Regions from separate parts of the Homo sapiens genome. Here all the other regions are linked to region 1. A link is an interaction called in ENCODE POLR2A ChIA-PET data of the cell type or tissue named here. Cell type or tissue: PC-9. All regions are shown on one strand.

Region 1 (5,000 bases):
CGGGCTGAGGCTGCGTGGACACTCCTCCTGGCTTCTGCCCCACGGCCTGCAGCAACGTCTCAGACCCACCAAGGTGTCCCAGAGGGCCAGAGTCAGGGCTGAGCATGGACACAGCCTGCCCTCTGCCCGTAGCCACAGCGGGACTGACCCTCAATATTCAGCCACCTTGCTGACCTGTGGTTGTTCCTGAGAGGCAGTCAGGGTTGGGGCAAAGGAGAGGGCCACAGGCAGCCAGGTGGCGAGGTCCACCTCCTGATCCCCCACCAGGGGACCACCCTCAGCTCCCCGCTGTCCTCAGCGGCCTCTCAGGGAGGCGGTGGGCTGCGCGCCTGCCCCCAGCGTCCCACCCCAGCGCCCCGCCACCTACCGCTCTCTCCCAATGTGTCTGGGGTCAGAGAGAGGTGGAGAGGACGCAGCGCCCCGCGCTTTCTGCAGTCTGTCCAAGGGGAGGTCAGGGGCATCCCGGGGCTGGGCAGGCACCTGCAGGGGAGGGTGCTGCGGCGCGGACGTGGGTTGCAAAGAGATGCCACGCGTGTCACTCTCGGGTCCCTGAACGAGAGAGCTCTGAGCTCCCTGGAGCCCAACCCTCCACTGAGCCTCCAGGGGCCCGGGACGCTCCATGCCCGGGCCGCGCCGCGCCTCCCCTAAGGGCCGGGTGGGGCGTGGGAGCGGAGGACAAGGCGGGAGCCGGGAGGCGGGAGGGTCGGGGTTCTTTCTCCACCGGGGTCGCCCTCAGCCGGGCCTGCCGCCCTGGGCCGTGGCACATGGGGAGGGAAGCGCGCGGCTTCGGGGTCTGGGGCTCTCGCGCCCACTAACGGTGCCCGGAGCCGCCCGCCAGTGCGCAAGCGCCGCCCCGCCCCCCGCCCCATCCCCCACCCCGGGGTCGACGGCGACAGAGAGTCGTGGGCGCGGTCCGCCAGTCTGCCTAGAGCGGCCAGCCCTCCCCCTCCCTCCTCACCGCCCCGGACCGCGCACCGGAAGCAGAAGCTAGGCTGGTTCCGCCCCGCGAGCGGCCATCTTGGAGGCTGAGGCGGCGGCGGCGGCGCTGCGGCGGGTTCGGTGGGCCCAATCCCGGGGCGGTGCGGCTGTTTCGGGCGCGGGCCCCGCTTTTCCGCACCCTGCTCCGGCCTCGACTACGGCGAGCCTGAGCGCGGCGGCGGCCCACGCGCAGCGACAGGGAGAGGTGAGCGCGCTCGCAGGCCTGCGCCGGGTCCTCGGGCCCGCTCGTCCCCCCTGCCGGAGCCGGCCACAGCGGCGGCCCGGGGCTGCTGGGGACCCTGCGCGACGCTTCTCCGTTCGCGCCCGCCGCCCGCGGGGCCCCGGCCCGAGCCTGCCTGCGCGGAACCCGAGGTCGGTTACGGCGGGCTCCCGGAGCTCCGGGTCAGGGTCATGTCGGGGACTTGACCACTCGGCCGGGTTTCCCGTCAGCTGGGACACTTGCAGCTGCCCCAGGACGGGCAGCCTCGATCCTGGTTCGTCAGTGGATCACGGGAGTCTGTGTCGGGGGAGGGCTGCCGTCGAGCCCGCCGTCGCCTCGCCCCTGAACTGTTAGACTCCAGACTGCCCCGTAAACCCCGAGAGAAACGAGCGTGCCCGGGACTGTGCTTAGGGCCAGCGTTTCTGGGAAACCCGGGCGGTGACAGTGGGAGACCACCGCCGGCCGGCGAGTGAGACACGAGCCCGGAACAAGTCTCTAAGCGGCGCCGGGCCTCGCCATCCACACCTGCCAGTTCCCTGCATCCTTTCAGCCCCTGGCCAGGTGTCACCTCCTGGCGTCCTTTTCAGTGCCTGCCACTTAGTGCGTGTGTATTTAACTCTAGTCCGGTTGCCATCCTCTTGCCAGACCCAGATAGGAAGCGGCTGAAAGGTCGGGCCTCAGCCCGGTGGGAGGTGGGCAGCGAAGAGTGTACAGCGGGCTTGGCTGGGGCAGGTCGGTGGCCCCGCGCCCTGCTCCAGGGGAACCAGACTGTGTAATCTGGCTTCCGAAGAAAGGATCGTGAGTATCTCGCTTAGTCTAGCACCTGAGCCTAGGGCGTGGTTGGGTCTGGGTGCCCGGAACTTGCAGTCCGTCATCTGCACGGCCTGGCACCGCTGACCTCCTTAGCAGTTCCACTCTCGGCAGGGATGTGCGTGAGTGACAGGCAGGTGAGCCAGGCAGGTAGGTGAGTGCTTGAGTGACAGGCAGGTGAGCCAGGCAGGTAGGTGCGTGGATGAGTGACAGGCAGGTGACCCAGGCAGGTGCATGTGTGAGTCGCAGGTGAGTGTCCCATTTCCATCGGCCCGGGCTTCCGTCCAGCCTCCGGAGCAGTCTGGTGGAGAAGGCAGAGACTTCCCTGGCAGTCCTGGACCTGGGTGTGCCATGCGCCTGGCCGATGGGTCAGGCCAAGGTTTCCTGCCACATCCCCTAAGCAGGAAAGAGCTGTCCAGACAAAGAGGGACGGGTGAGGGACGCTGGGCAGCCACTGCCTCAGCACCTGGGCACAGCTGCCCTCGGTGATTCACGCTGCTTTAATGCAGTTTCTGTGTGTGAACATTTTTTTTTCCTGTGCCTTTTTGTTTTAAAATCGCCAACTCTTTCTCTCAGCAGGATGATATGCTTGGTGTCCTTTGTCTGTGGGGATGTTTGAAGGGAACCCGAGGCACATATGCTTCAAACTCTGTTCTCACAGTTTGCTTCCTTTGTGGAATTTTTTTTTTTTGATACAGGGTCTCTGTTGGCCCAGCTAGAGTGCAGTGACATGATCTCAGTTCACTACAGCCTCCGGCTCCCGAGTTCAAGTAATTCTCCCACCTCAGCCTCCAGAGTAGCTGGGATTGCAGGTGCCCACCACCACACCCGGCTAATTTTTTTTTTTTTTTTTTTTTTTTTTTTTTGAGACGGAGTTTCGCTCTTGTTGCCCAGGCTGGAGTGCAATGGCTTGATCTTGGCCCACCACAGCCTCCACCTCCTGGATTCAAGTGATTCTCCTGCCTCAGTCACCCGAGTAGCTGGGATTACAGGCACATGCCACCATGCCTGATTAATTTTGTATTTTTAGTAGAGACGGGGTTTTACCATGTTGGTCAGGCTGGTCTCGAACCCCCGATCTCAGGTAATCTGCCTGCCTGGGCCTCCCAAAGTGTTGGGATTACAGGTGTGAGCCACCACGCCCAGCCCCTTTGTGAATTTTTGTTTTCCTTGTCCTTCCTGCTGTCATATTGGGATGAGAAGAATTGGGGGAAATAGCCCCCTGGCCTCCTGGGGGACGTGAGAATGCTGTTCTGTGTGAAGCTCAGGAAGAGTGGCTGGGGAAACAGCAGTTGAATCGTGAACATGATTTTAAAAGCCTCTCCAAGCAGGTATGGGAGAGAAGCTTGTTTGTGACTCATTGGATGGAATCTATTTTATTTTTGCGCGGCTGTCCATGAACTTTCGTTAAACCTGCGGCCTGGCCACTTAGCTAAGCCCAGACCCACCTGCACTTGAATTGTCCAGTGAATTATTTTGTATATGGCAGAGTGTTAGCTTCAGGGTGAGTGTCGAAAGGACAGCCTGTGTGGCGGTGCTGCTTGGGGTCATCACTGTGGCCATCACCAGGTGTTGGCCTGAGGGGAGATCCCTGGCCCATTGGCTTCTTTAGCCAGGAGCTGGGGATGCCACTGTGTGGAAGCACTTCCTTCCCAGGCAGGACTGTAACCCCATCCCTGGTGGGGGCCCTCCTGGGGAGGCACTCCTTAGGCAGAGGAACCCGCTGGGGCCCAGAAGGGCCCTGCGTTGTGTGTGGGGTCACATGGAGGCCAGTGATGTGTGACAGAGTGGGAGGCATTTGGCAGGGAAATCAGGGAGGCCTCTGAAGGCGGTGGCTCTGGCTATGCCGGGAAGGGCCTGGGGAGTTTCCAGTACAGGCTAGGCTGGGAAGCAGCTGTGAGAAGGAGTGTGTCGGTCAGGACTTTGGAGTGGGACCTGGGCCGTGCTGGGTCTTGGGAGTTGGGAACGAGGAGGGCTGGCTGGGGCTGCTCTGTCTTGGGAGCTGGGAATGAGGAGGGCTGGCTGGGGCTGCCTCTGTCAAGGGGCTGGCAGGCAAGAGGACGTGTTGATGTTTATTTGCTTGGCTGTGGAGTATCCTGAAGGGTGGATGGGGGAGTGGGTGATCGGAACAGTATGTTGACTTATGGGTACAGGAGGGCCTTGAAATGGGAAGAGACTAGAAGCTCAGACCTTCTGGACCCACGGGGGGAGTTGGGAGGCTCCTGTGGTGTTGATGGGAGAAGTGATGACATTTTGCGTTAGAGAAGATAATGAGAGTGGGAAGGCTGTGGTGAACAAGGATTGCAAGAGTCAGGGACCCCAGAACAAGAAGCAGGGTTGGGGGTGGTGCTGAGGCCACACATTTGGGAGCACGCGTTGGGTGCCCTGGCTGAGCTCTGCACTCCAGGCCCTGGGTGTGTGGGGTGAGCAGCCAAGCCCTGGCCATTGACATCCTCAGGTTGGGAGCAGACACTAAACAGGCTGCTGGTGGTGGTTCTCTGAGGAGGAATAAACCGGTTAGAGAGGCCAAGTCTGTAGATCTCTTGCAGGTGGAGACTGAAAGGAGGTGGAATGTGTGGCTGTCTACAGGTGTATGAGTTGGTTCTCATGCTGCTATAAAGATGTACCCGAGACTCAGTAATTTATAAAGAAAAGGGGTTTAATGGACTCACAGTTCCGTGTGGCCAGGGAGGCCTCAGGAAACTTACAATCATGGCGGAAGGGGAAGAGGCATGTCTCACATGGCAGCAGGCTAGAGAGAGCGGGCAAGAGCAGGGAACACTGCCTTATAAACCATCAGATCTCCTGAGAACTCGCTTTCACTGGAACGGCTTGGGGAAACTGCTCCCATGATCCAGTCACCTCCCACAAGGTCCCTCCCTCAACATGGGGGATTATGGGGATTACAAGTCAATATAAGATTTGGGTGGGGACATAGCCAAAGCATATCAGCAAGGAAACTGGGTAGAGTAGACTTCCGGTTTGTGGGAAC
Region 2 (5,000 bases), 120 kb after region 1:
AGGGACACAGCTCAGCGCCGCCCGGGGCTCCTCCGCTTCTTCCGGGTTCTCCGCGCACAGCCCCGGGAGCCGCTCCTGGCTCCTCGGCCACCGGGGCGCCCACAGCGGGCGGGATGGCTGGAGGCTGGGGGCGCCTGCCCAACCCTCCCTGGGGACGGTGCCCCACCCAGGGTGCCAGGCCCCGGATCCTCGCTCCCCCCTCCTGACCCTCCGCAATGTCAGGGTCTTGACCGGGAGCGGGGCGGGGCCCGTGACCCCCTACGGGTTGAGGGGAGGCCCGGTGGCCCCTTCACTACTTGAGGGAGGGCCTGGGGCTAATTTTGGCTTTGCCTCCTCTAGTCAGCACCAGCCTGGAACACAGACAGGCTTTGCTTGGAGAACCCTGGGAGGAAAACCCAGTCTCCTCGGCGGGAAGGGTGGCGCGTCCCCAGGGCCTAGAGTTTGAGATTAAACAGGATCGGGCGGAGGGAGGCCCCTCCCAGCAGCTCCGCCTCCTCGGGGCGCCCAGCGGTCTTTTCCACCTCGTCGCCTTCCCCCTTCCTGCTCCACACGAACCCCGGTAGCAGACACCCGTTTCCACCCCGGCAGGAAGGCCAGGGAGCCTCCAGGCCGATGGGAGGCAGGGCTGGGGCGGGGCTGCGGGCGGGGCGGGGATGGAGGGGCTGGGCTGGGGCGGAGCTGGGGGCGGGGATGGCGGGGATGGCGGGGATGGCGGGGATGGCGGGGATGGCGGGGATGGCGGGGATGGCGGGGATGGCGGGGATGGGATGGGTGGGCGGGGATGGGATGGGTGGGCTGGGGGCGGGATGGGTGGGCTGGGGGCGGGGCTGCAGTCCCTAGGGCTCGCTGGATCCACCTGCTGCCTTTGCCTCTGGACCTTGATTCCAGGGCCCAGTGCTCCCCGCCCAGGCCATGCCCTTCTACCATGCTGCCAGACAAGGCAGGTGACCCCACCATGATTTAATGCTGCACAGAGCGGGGGGCCTCCTGCACCCTCTTCCAGCTAGCTACCTTTTCTCCCACTTTGTCCCGGCTCCTCCCACCTGACCCAAGACCCCAGGCACCTGTTGGCCACTGCAAGCTCAGGGCACCACGGTTCAAGCCAGAAGGTCACTCTGTCCCCAGCCCGAGGTCCTGGGTCCTGGTCCTGCTGTGCGACCTTGGGTCTGCCCACAGAGGGTTGCCACAGGGCGGACCAGCCCAGTGCCCGGGACCTCCCCCCGCCCCCCTAAGCAAGTGCTGGCCCACCTTCCCCCCACCTTCTTGCCCTGAACCAAGCTCTGGGACCTGCCCGTGTCCAGCTGGGGCCTGTGGGTCAGCACAGCCTCCTCAGCCTGGCTCACCCTGACCGGACCCACCTCCACCTGAGGCCCTGAAGCTCCCATGTCCTCCCCCAGGGCTGTATCCCTGATAGCTGTGAGGCTTAGCCACGGCCTCTACTGAATTCTCAGAAAGGCGTTAACCAAAAGTCTGGAAGCTTTGCCCGTGGTCTGAGACACAGCCCTCTCCCGGGAGCCTGATCTGCAGCCTGTCCCTTTGTTTTCTTCTCAGTTATTCATTGAGATCTGCCCCAGTCCTCCACAGCCACCCTCGTCCCCAGAGGCCTCTAGGGCGCCAAATCCAGGGGTGACCCTACGGCCTCCCAGCCCAGCCTGTGGGCAGCCGGTCACCACGTGCCTCTGAGGCTCAAATCCAGAGGTGACCCTATGGCCTCCCAGCCCAGCCTGTGGGCAGCCGGTCACCACGTGCCTCTGAGGCTCAGCCCACTCAGCCACCGGAGCACAGGCATTCCTGGGAACCAGCGGGCTGGGGTGCTGGTGCCGGGGAAATGGAGGGGGTGGATGGAGATGGGGACAAGGCGTCTGGAGGCTGGGAAGAATGTGCACACTCTTCCCTGGTGTCGTCGGCACAGATTTCCTGCAGATTCCAGCTGAGCAGGTGTAGTTTGAGTGGGAGTTTCCCGAGTGGGGACTCCATGCTGGTTACGGCGCCCGGCAGAGCCTGGGTGGAAGTGCACTGGCTTCGCCTGATGACGAGGGAACGGAGGCTGTGGTCAGGTTGGCGGTGCCCTGAGGAATCCCAGGACTCCTGGATGGGAAGAGTGTGGGGTCCTGAAGGCCAAAGGGAGAGAGTGCCCCAGGCAGGAGACATGGCCAGTGCCCACAGGGGTGGCCTGTTTGCAGGCGTGCTGGCGGAGGTTCTCAGATCCACCTGCTGGCTGAAAAGTACTGAAATGTTCAACCATCCGATTAAAGCTTCGAAGAGCCAAGGAGCTGGTAAGAACTCACTAAGCCAAAGCCATGGATAAAATATTGCCTAGAGCACTCTGCCACGTTCCTCGGGGGTCAGCAGATGTGAACTTTTGTTCCAATGTGGAAATCATCCACCAGGAGACCCTCCCCACAAAACCTGGGAGTCCCAAAGGGCTCCACTCCCAAAGTGAGGACGAAGTGAAGTGACTCCATCCTCGCAGCCCCAGTTCAAGTCACTTCCACAGTGGTCTTCCAAAGGCCACTCAGGCCCAGGCAGTATTGTCCCAGGTGTCTGGCAGAGGAAAGCCGAATGGGGCAGTGCCTTTGCTCGAGGCATCAAATCGTCCTACAGATACTTGTTCAAGTACAATGACCAGCACGCCGTCGAAGATAACCAGTCTCGCAAAGATATGATATAAGCAAGAACGGATGGAATCAGACACCAGCAAGCCCCACAGGGGCCTGAGATATTGGATTATCAGACACAGACCAAAAAACACTAAAATCAGTGTGTTGAAAACAAAAAAAGACGTTTTATATTTGCAGAGAACTTTAGCTTATAAAAATTATGTAGTAGATTTAAAAAGACAATGAGCTTTTAGAAATGAAAATATAACCACAATTTAAAACTCAATGGATAGGCTTAACAGAAGATTTAAAATTGCTGAAAAGAAAACTGGGGTCTGGACGCGTTGGCTCATGCCTGTAATCCCAGCACTTTGGGAGGCCGAGGCGGGAGAATCACCTGAGGTCAGGAGTTTGAGACCATCCTGGCCAACATGGTGAAACCTTGTCTCTACTAAAAATGCAAAAATTAGCCAGGTGTGGTGGCAGGCACCTGTAATCCCAGCTTCTCAGGAGGCTGAGGCAGAAGAATCACTTGGACCCAGGAGGCGGAGGTTGCAGTGAGCCGAGATTGCACCGCTGCACTCCAACCTGGGTGACAGAGCCAGACTCTGTCAAAAAAAAAGAAAAAGAAGGTAGGAAGGAAGCAAAAGAAAATTGGGGAACTGGAAGACAGGTAAGTGTAAATTATCCAGAATGAAGGCTAGAGATTTTTTTTTTTTTTTCGAGATGGAGTTTCACTCTTGTTGCCCAGGCTGGAGTGCAATGGCACAATCTTGGCTCACTGCAACCTCTGCCTCCGGGGTTCAAGCAATTCTCCTGCCTCAGCCTCCCAAGTAGCTGGGATTACAGGCATGCGCCACCACGCCTGGCTAATTTTGTATGTTTAGTAGAGACGGGGTTCCTCCATGTTGATCAGGCTGGTCTCAAACTCCCAACCTCAGGTGATCCATGCACCTCATGCTCCCAAAGTGCTGGGATTATAGGCCTGAGCCACCATGCCTGGCTGGCTAGAGATATTTTTAAAAGACAATATGGATAAGGGTGGGAGGGTGAAATACATATATAAAATATAGAGACTTGGAAGAAGAGAGAATGGGAGAAATTAATATTTGAAGAGATACTATCTGAGAATTTTCCAGAACTGTTAAAAGACATCCAAACACAGATTCAAGAAGCCCCATGAATCTTAAGCCGGATAAATACACAGAAATCCCCAGCTTGCCGCCCACGTGAGCCATCCTGAAAGCCAACAATGAAGAGTTGAAAACAGCCAGGGAAGAGTGAGACAGGTTCACTTCCAAAGACCAGTGGTGGGACTGGTGGCAGACATGCCCACAGCATGATGGAGACAGAAGACAGTGGAACAGCTGCTTTACAATATGCACTGGCCAGAAAGCAAAACAAACAACAACCAGAAGAGAGCTGAGAACATTTGCCACCAGTAAACGTTTGCTAAGAGAATGTGCAAAGCACACACAGCCACGGGACGGTTCCAGGCAGAAGGTCTGCTGTGTGAAAAGTGATGAAATCCCAGTTGATTTTGGCTTTGCACAGCAATAATACTAACAATGAATTGCGGCATTTTTCAATATCTGGAATTAAAATGCAATTGTTTGCTGGGTGCCATGGTTCACATCTGTAACCCCAGCACTGGGAGGCCAAGACTGGGGGATGAGTTGGAAACCTGCCTGGGCAACATGGTGAAACCCTGTGTCTACAAAAAATACAAAAAATTAGCTGGGCATGGGAGTGCGCAATGGAGTCCCAGCACTTGGGAGGATGAGGCGGGAGGATCCCCTGAGCCCAGGAGGGTGACAGAGTGAGACCCTGTCTCAAAAATAAAAAAATAAAATGCAATTGTTTACAGTCCCACTAGTGGAGAAACCTGATGGGCACAGCCTCAGCTGGGTGATGGAGGGGAGTGTTGACAGAGCTGGGTCGTGTGGAGAGCCTGGGTCCCTGAGAGGATGATAGAGCCGGGTCATGTGGAGAGCGTGGATCCCTGATGGGATGATAGAGCTGGGTCATGTGGAGAGCCTGGATCCCCAATGGGATGATAGAGCTGGGTCGTGTGGAGAACGCGGAACCCTGATGGGATGATAGAGCTGGGTCATATGGAGAGCCTGGGTCCCCGATGGGATGATAGAGCTGGGTCGTGTGGAGAGCCTGGATCCCTGACGGGATGATAGAACTGGGTCGTATGGAGAGCCTGGGTCCCCGGTGGGATGATAGAGCTGGGTCGTGTGGAGAGCCTGGATCCCCGATGGGATGATAGAGCTGGGTCGTGTGGAGAGCCTGGGTCCCTGAGAGGATGATAGAGCTGGGTCGTGTGGAGAGCGTGGATCCCTGATGGGATGATAGAACTGGGTCGTGTGGAGAGCCTGGGTCCCTGAGAGGATA
Region 3 (5,000 bases), 110 kb after region 1:
CAGCTTTGGGTCCTGGGGTGGGCACCTGGGGGGCCGAAGTGTCCTGGCCAGACGGCCGAGGACTAGGTCGGAGTGGGGCTGACACGGGCCCTCTGCCCGCCCCGCTCGGCCCTCTGCCCCCACCCCTCTGCGGGGGACCTTCCCTCTGGGTGGTCCCATAGGAAGGCCTGGACAGCAGCCCCAGCCCCCCGGGCCCCACGTGCTGCCTTGTCTGAGGCAGGGGACAAGGGCCTCTGTCTCCAGGATGGTGTTCCAGGAGCTGCTTCCCTGCCCAGCCCCTTCTCTTCTCAAAGGCCCGGTGTCTGCGAGGCTCTCGAGACAGAACGGTCCCCGCCACCTGGAGACCCCTCTCCCATGCTGCCCCGCTCACTGCACAGCGTCTGAGGGCAGGGGGTGCAGGCGGGGGTGGGGGTGGGGGTGTGGGTGGGGGTGCGGGCGGGGCAGGCTCCTGACCCTGCCCAGCCGTCCCTGCGGTTTGTGTGTCTGCTGGTCTGGGGTCTGACCCAGGCACAGAGGCAGACCGGCCACAAACACAGACACAGGCAGTCAAGCCTCAGACGCCGCGAGGGCTGAGCCGCCTCTGCAGGGGGGCAGGAGGAAGTGGGCAGCCCTGTGGCCCCTCCTTGCTCAGGGCCCTGCCTGGAGCCCAGAGACCCTAGGCTTCTACTCCAGGCACACTCAGGACCCGAGGGAGGTTCAGCCCTCAGGCCAGACCAAGGCTCCCCGCCCGCTGGACACGCCGTCCTTCCTGTCCTCCTTCCCACCCTTTCTCTGCAACCACCTGGTGCCAACTGGGCCCAGAGAGCTGGCCAGAGCCACTCTTCAAGTTTTCTGGCACCTTCCACCCACAGAGGCTGTAGGTGGGGCGCAGGCCCTGTGCCGATTCCCCTGTCTGCCCGCCGACCACAACAAAGGTCGTGTCCGCCCGCCCCCGCCTGCTGCCGGGTCCACCCGGTTCCAGTCTCCTCCTCCAAAGGCCACGTCTCCGAGGTCCTGACCCAGCTTCCCTCACGCCTGGACCCTCTCCGGAGACCCCACACCAGGTCCCCTGCCCTGGCCCCAGCCTGTCAGGCTCCAGGGCACCCGGCTTTCCCTTTCCATCACCTCACAGGCCTTCGCCACCAATGCCATCAAATCCCATCAAATCAGTGCTTCAGGAACACAATTTCACCTGTTTTCTGAGCTAAAGGAAACTAAGACTTCCCGTTCAGAGCAGAGTTGAATTTCAGCTCCATTCCTGGCTGCCAGGTCACGTGGGGAGGGCAGCAGGTGCCCGGCACTCGTCCCTTGCAGCTGGGGCCAAACACAGTTCCCAGCCCACCCGGCGGACGGGCCGGCCTCCCACTGCCAGGTTCAGGGCCCGGGGCCAGTGTCCCCAGGCCCTTGGCCACCCAGGGCCAGCCTTCTCAGGAACCCCACAGGGCCAGAGCTGGCCTGGCCACCCCAGGCTCATCAGTCATTGCGTTCTCACCCGGGAGGCTGAGGGGCACACGGCAGAGGCTGGGACCCAGGGACAGACCCGTGTGGCAGGCAGGTGGGAGAAGCCTCCTTCCTAAGTTCCAGGGCAGGATTCCCAGGCGCCTCCTGAGTGCAGAAGCTGTAAAGCCAACGAGCAGCTAGCAGGAGAGGCCGACCCTGGCTCCAGGGCTGGGTGGGGAGATGGTGGCCTGGGCCGGCAGGCTCAGCTGGGGGACCAAGGATTTCGCAGGGCCTTGTGCCTGGCACAGGGGTGAGGGGCAAGGAGTCGGGTGGGCAGGCGGCCGAGTCTTACCGTGGCCACAGGTCAAGAAATGAAAAGCGAAAACGGACCTTCCCTGTTTTCCGAGAGCCCCACGCGGCGCTTTCTTGTCAACCGTCGCCGGGAAGTGGAGCTAGCGTGGCGGTGCCGGTTGAGGTGTTGGGTTAATCATCACCGCGGGGCCAGACTCAGCTTGGGAAAATCCAGGAGTGAGTCAGGAGGCCCAGAGCCGCCCCAGCAAGGGGTTCTCTGCGGAGCACACTCCCCGTGGAGGCGCCCCTCGGCGCACCTGGCCGCCCTGCCCGCCTGCCTGGCCGGGTCCCACCTGCACAGGCTGGGGTGGGGTGGGAGCGCCCGGCGAGGAATGTGATCCCGGCGTGAAAACCTAACTTGTTGGTTAACCTGCCCGACGGGCTTAATCAATGGTGCGGCCTCGAGAACAAAGTGTGAAATCCAACCCTCCCCGACCGCGGGAGCCGAGCCGGGAGTCAGAGGCTGCCGGGGGGTGGGGTGCGGAGCTCGGCCTGGCGGGCACTCAGGTTCTTCCCTCTGCGTCGCCGGAGCTACGCGTCTGGGAGGCAAAGCCGCCATTTCACCCACACGGCGGGCGTGGATTTGCAGCCCTCGCAGGCCGGCTGTGAGCACGGCCCGTGTGTCCGGGCCACGTCCACCCGCCCCACAGAGAACACACCAGCTCCTCCAGGGATCCAGGGGTGCGCGACCTCCTCGGCCCATCTCATCTTCCTCTAGATACTAAAAAATGTTCTGACAAACTCGTTTCGCAAATAAGTATTTGCAAATTACCAAAATGTCTGAAAAGAACCGCAAACTGCATCCGCATTTTCACAAATGCAAACCTTAATTTTGCCAAATTCAATGTGCTGCCAACCATGCTTTTAAACATTTCATCTGGGTTACTAGAAAAACAAAACCAAACCACGTCTTTCCCCAGACACTCAGCGTAAACGGGGCCTGAGACGCTCCCGGGGGGAGGCCTGAGACGCTCCCGGGGGGTTAATTAAAGCATCGGCTCTTCACGCCCTAAGAATTTTGTTCATCAAGAACAATGAACCTTACCTCCCGCCACCATGATCAATCAGTTCCCAAACTTCAAGAAAGCCAGTGATCCGGGCTGTAAAACCGTGTTCAGGTGCCCCCGCGGCAAGTTCAAGGCTGGGCCTCGGTGGGTCGGACCTTGTTCCCGGCTGCGGCCACCGTACTGAGCCGTTTCACATTTAAGTAAAAAACCTCACGAGAGACGTTGCCCCCACCCCAGTCATAGCGCGGGGCCTGGGAACCGGCTCCAGCTTCTCCGGGCTGAGCCCCACCTGTACCAGACCAGCCACGACCCCAGGCACCAACCTCACCGCCCATGGGCTCGGCCGGCCTCTGACCAGAGGGTGCTGAAACCAAGCCCTTCCCACCGCAGACTCCAGAGCCCAAGGGAGACGCGGTCATCCTCGCACCCGGCCAAACCCTTCTACGCACCCACCTCTGAGGCGACAGCTTCCCGTCTCCGCACAAAGTGCCTCAGGACGGCGGTGGCTGCTTCTGGAGAGAACTTTCTAGAAGGCCTGCTGTCAGGTAGGCGGCAAGAACGTGACCCCTCTCGGAGCCTGCCCTCTGCCCAGGCCCTGCCCTGAGGGCACCCCATGCCTGGAGCCCACACACTGTGCCCGTGCCCGGAAGACGCAGCCCGTGGGTCCAAGATGGCTCCACACCCGAAACCCAGCCGCATCTGCGCAGGGGCCCACCTTTCCCTGGGGGGGGGAAGGACCCGCTCCAGCCTGTGTCTGCAGTGACCGGAGCTCCCCTGGACGCTGGCCAGGCTGGCGACAGCCCATCTGTCACCTGCGCCCCTGCCCCACGTCGGCCACGGCGGGGGCTGGCGAGGGCCCCCCTGCAGGGAGCCGCCTCCCCCTGCGCCTCAGCCTCCCCGCTGCCCGCCCTTACCTGCCCCGACAGGTTCCACTGCTGCGGCCGCGGCCCAGGAGCCGGGTTGAGGCTGCTCCCGCCCCGACCCTGCAGCCAGCGCCTCCCCTGTGCCAGGCCCGGGTGGGTGTGAACCGGCTTCGGAAGGAATGGGGGGCACCTGAGCCCGTCCGTCCCGGTCCACGGAGCTGGGTGCTCTGCCTCAGCCAGGGTCAGGCCTCAGGGCGTCCGTTGGCGCGGGGAGACCTGCAAGGGTGAGCTTCCTGCCCCCGCTCAGGCGAGGCCCTGGCACAGGAAGTCAGTTCAGACCTGCACAGGTGGACAACTCGCCCGTCTCTGGGAGAGTTTCGAGGGCGACGGGACAATGGGAGGCGGTGGCGAGGTGGGGGCCTCGGGAGGGAAGAGCCGGCTCGGCGGGGGCTCGCCTTACAAGGAGCAGTGCTCCCCGCCCCACACAGGTGCGAGCTCCCGCTGGCCAATCTCCGCTCCTGGCCCCCGACAGGTGTGTCCCCTGGGCTCCCATAGGCCGGGCGGGAGGCGGGCCAGTGACGGTGACGCAGGCCCGGGCCCCGCAGGCCCCGCAGACTCCGTCCCGCCCCCACCTTGCCGCCCACCGAGGTTGAACAAAAGCCAGGATGGGAAGGCTTCTGTGGGGCCCGTGTGGAGTGTGGGCGACATGGGCAGGGGTAGGGGCAGCCGCGGGCAACTCTCGCCTCTCCACCTCTGCCTCCCCACCCCCCAGCTCCGCAGGGCTCCTTCCCAGGCTGCCTTAGAAGCGGGTAGGGTGGCCCCAGGGTGAGGGGTCACAACCTGCCCGCCGCCTCCCTGCAGCGGTGGTGCCCTGTCCCATGGGGCTGAGGCCTCTCATGGACAGAGGGCAGGGGCCATACCTGCCTGTCTTTGCTCCAGGCCCGCAGCCCTTAATTTTGGAGCAATGAAGGGACCCCCCGTAGGCCCAGGTGGGTCTCAGGATCGGTCTCCTCGCCAGGGGCTCGGAGGAGCTACGTGCCCCCAGTCCCACCCCAATGGGCAAGAGGCTCCGAGACCCCACAGACCCACAGCTGGGGGAATGAGGGAGGGGTGTGGGTGCCTTCCTGAGCCTCCCTGCGAGGCAGGGACAGCTGAGAGGCCCCAGCAGCTCCCGGAACATCCCCATCTGGGCTCTGGAGGTTACTTTGGAGCCCCTGGAGTGGGGGTTCAAGTTTTCTTTGGGAGCTTGGAAGGCCTGGGGGACCAGGGGTCTGGGGGTGGGGAGGGCAGGGCCCCCGCCCGGTCCGGGAAGCGCCCCTCCCATGGCAAAGTGTTTGCTTCTCGCATCTCCCAGAGGAAG

What was found. Peaks named below come from ENCODE experiments on the same cell type or tissue, not always from the same donor. Only the 100,000 strongest peaks of a DNase experiment are listed, where the experiment ranks them.
Region 2: POLR2A ChIA-PET joins it to region 1 with 19 read pairs; 4 of 35 experiments call an interaction of 5 or more read pairs at or near these places.
Region 3: POLR2A ChIA-PET joins it to region 1 with 14 read pairs; 4 of 35 experiments call an interaction of 5 or more read pairs at or near these places.

Annotation. Positions count from the first base shown.
Region 1 is chr1:1,269,849-1,274,848 of GRCh38, reverse strand. It overlaps UBE2J2 (ubiquitin conjugating enzyme E2 J2), which reads left to right and starts at 995. Exons shown (of 7, transcript NM_058167.3): 1 at 995-1,183. LINC01786 (long intergenic non-protein coding RNA 1786) reads right to left here and starts at 847. Exons shown (of 3, transcript NR_185846.1): 1 at 368-847; 2 at 1-46. RefSeq lists enhancers at 1-149, 1,340-1,847, 1,848-2,354, 2,355-2,863 and silencers at 361-410, 571-1,150. In PC-9, no CTCF peak of the experiment used is centred here; DNase peaks (open chromatin) are centred at 938 and 2,168; H3K4me3 peaks cover 2,734 bases; H3K27ac peaks cover 1,369 bases.
Region 2 is chr1:1,153,112-1,158,111 of GRCh38, reverse strand. The region is part of intron 1 of LOC124903820 (a long non-coding RNA gene); the gene reads right to left. Among named protein-coding and RNA genes, the nearest start is that of MIR200BHG, 7.3 kb to the left of the region's middle. RefSeq lists a silencer at 40-279. In PC-9, no CTCF peak of the experiment used is centred here; a DNase peak (open chromatin) is centred at 531; H3K4me3 peaks cover 558 bases; H3K27ac peaks cover 588 bases.
Region 3 is chr1:1,161,950-1,166,949 of GRCh38, reverse strand. MIR200BHG (MIR200B, MIR200A and MIR429 host gene) reads right to left here and starts at 4,073. Exons shown (of 2, transcript XR_007065348.1): 1 at 3,692-4,073; 2 at 1-3,315. In PC-9, no CTCF peak of the experiment used is centred here; DNase peaks (open chromatin) are centred at 2,089 and 4,079; H3K4me3 peaks cover 4,319 bases; H3K27ac peaks cover 4,193 bases.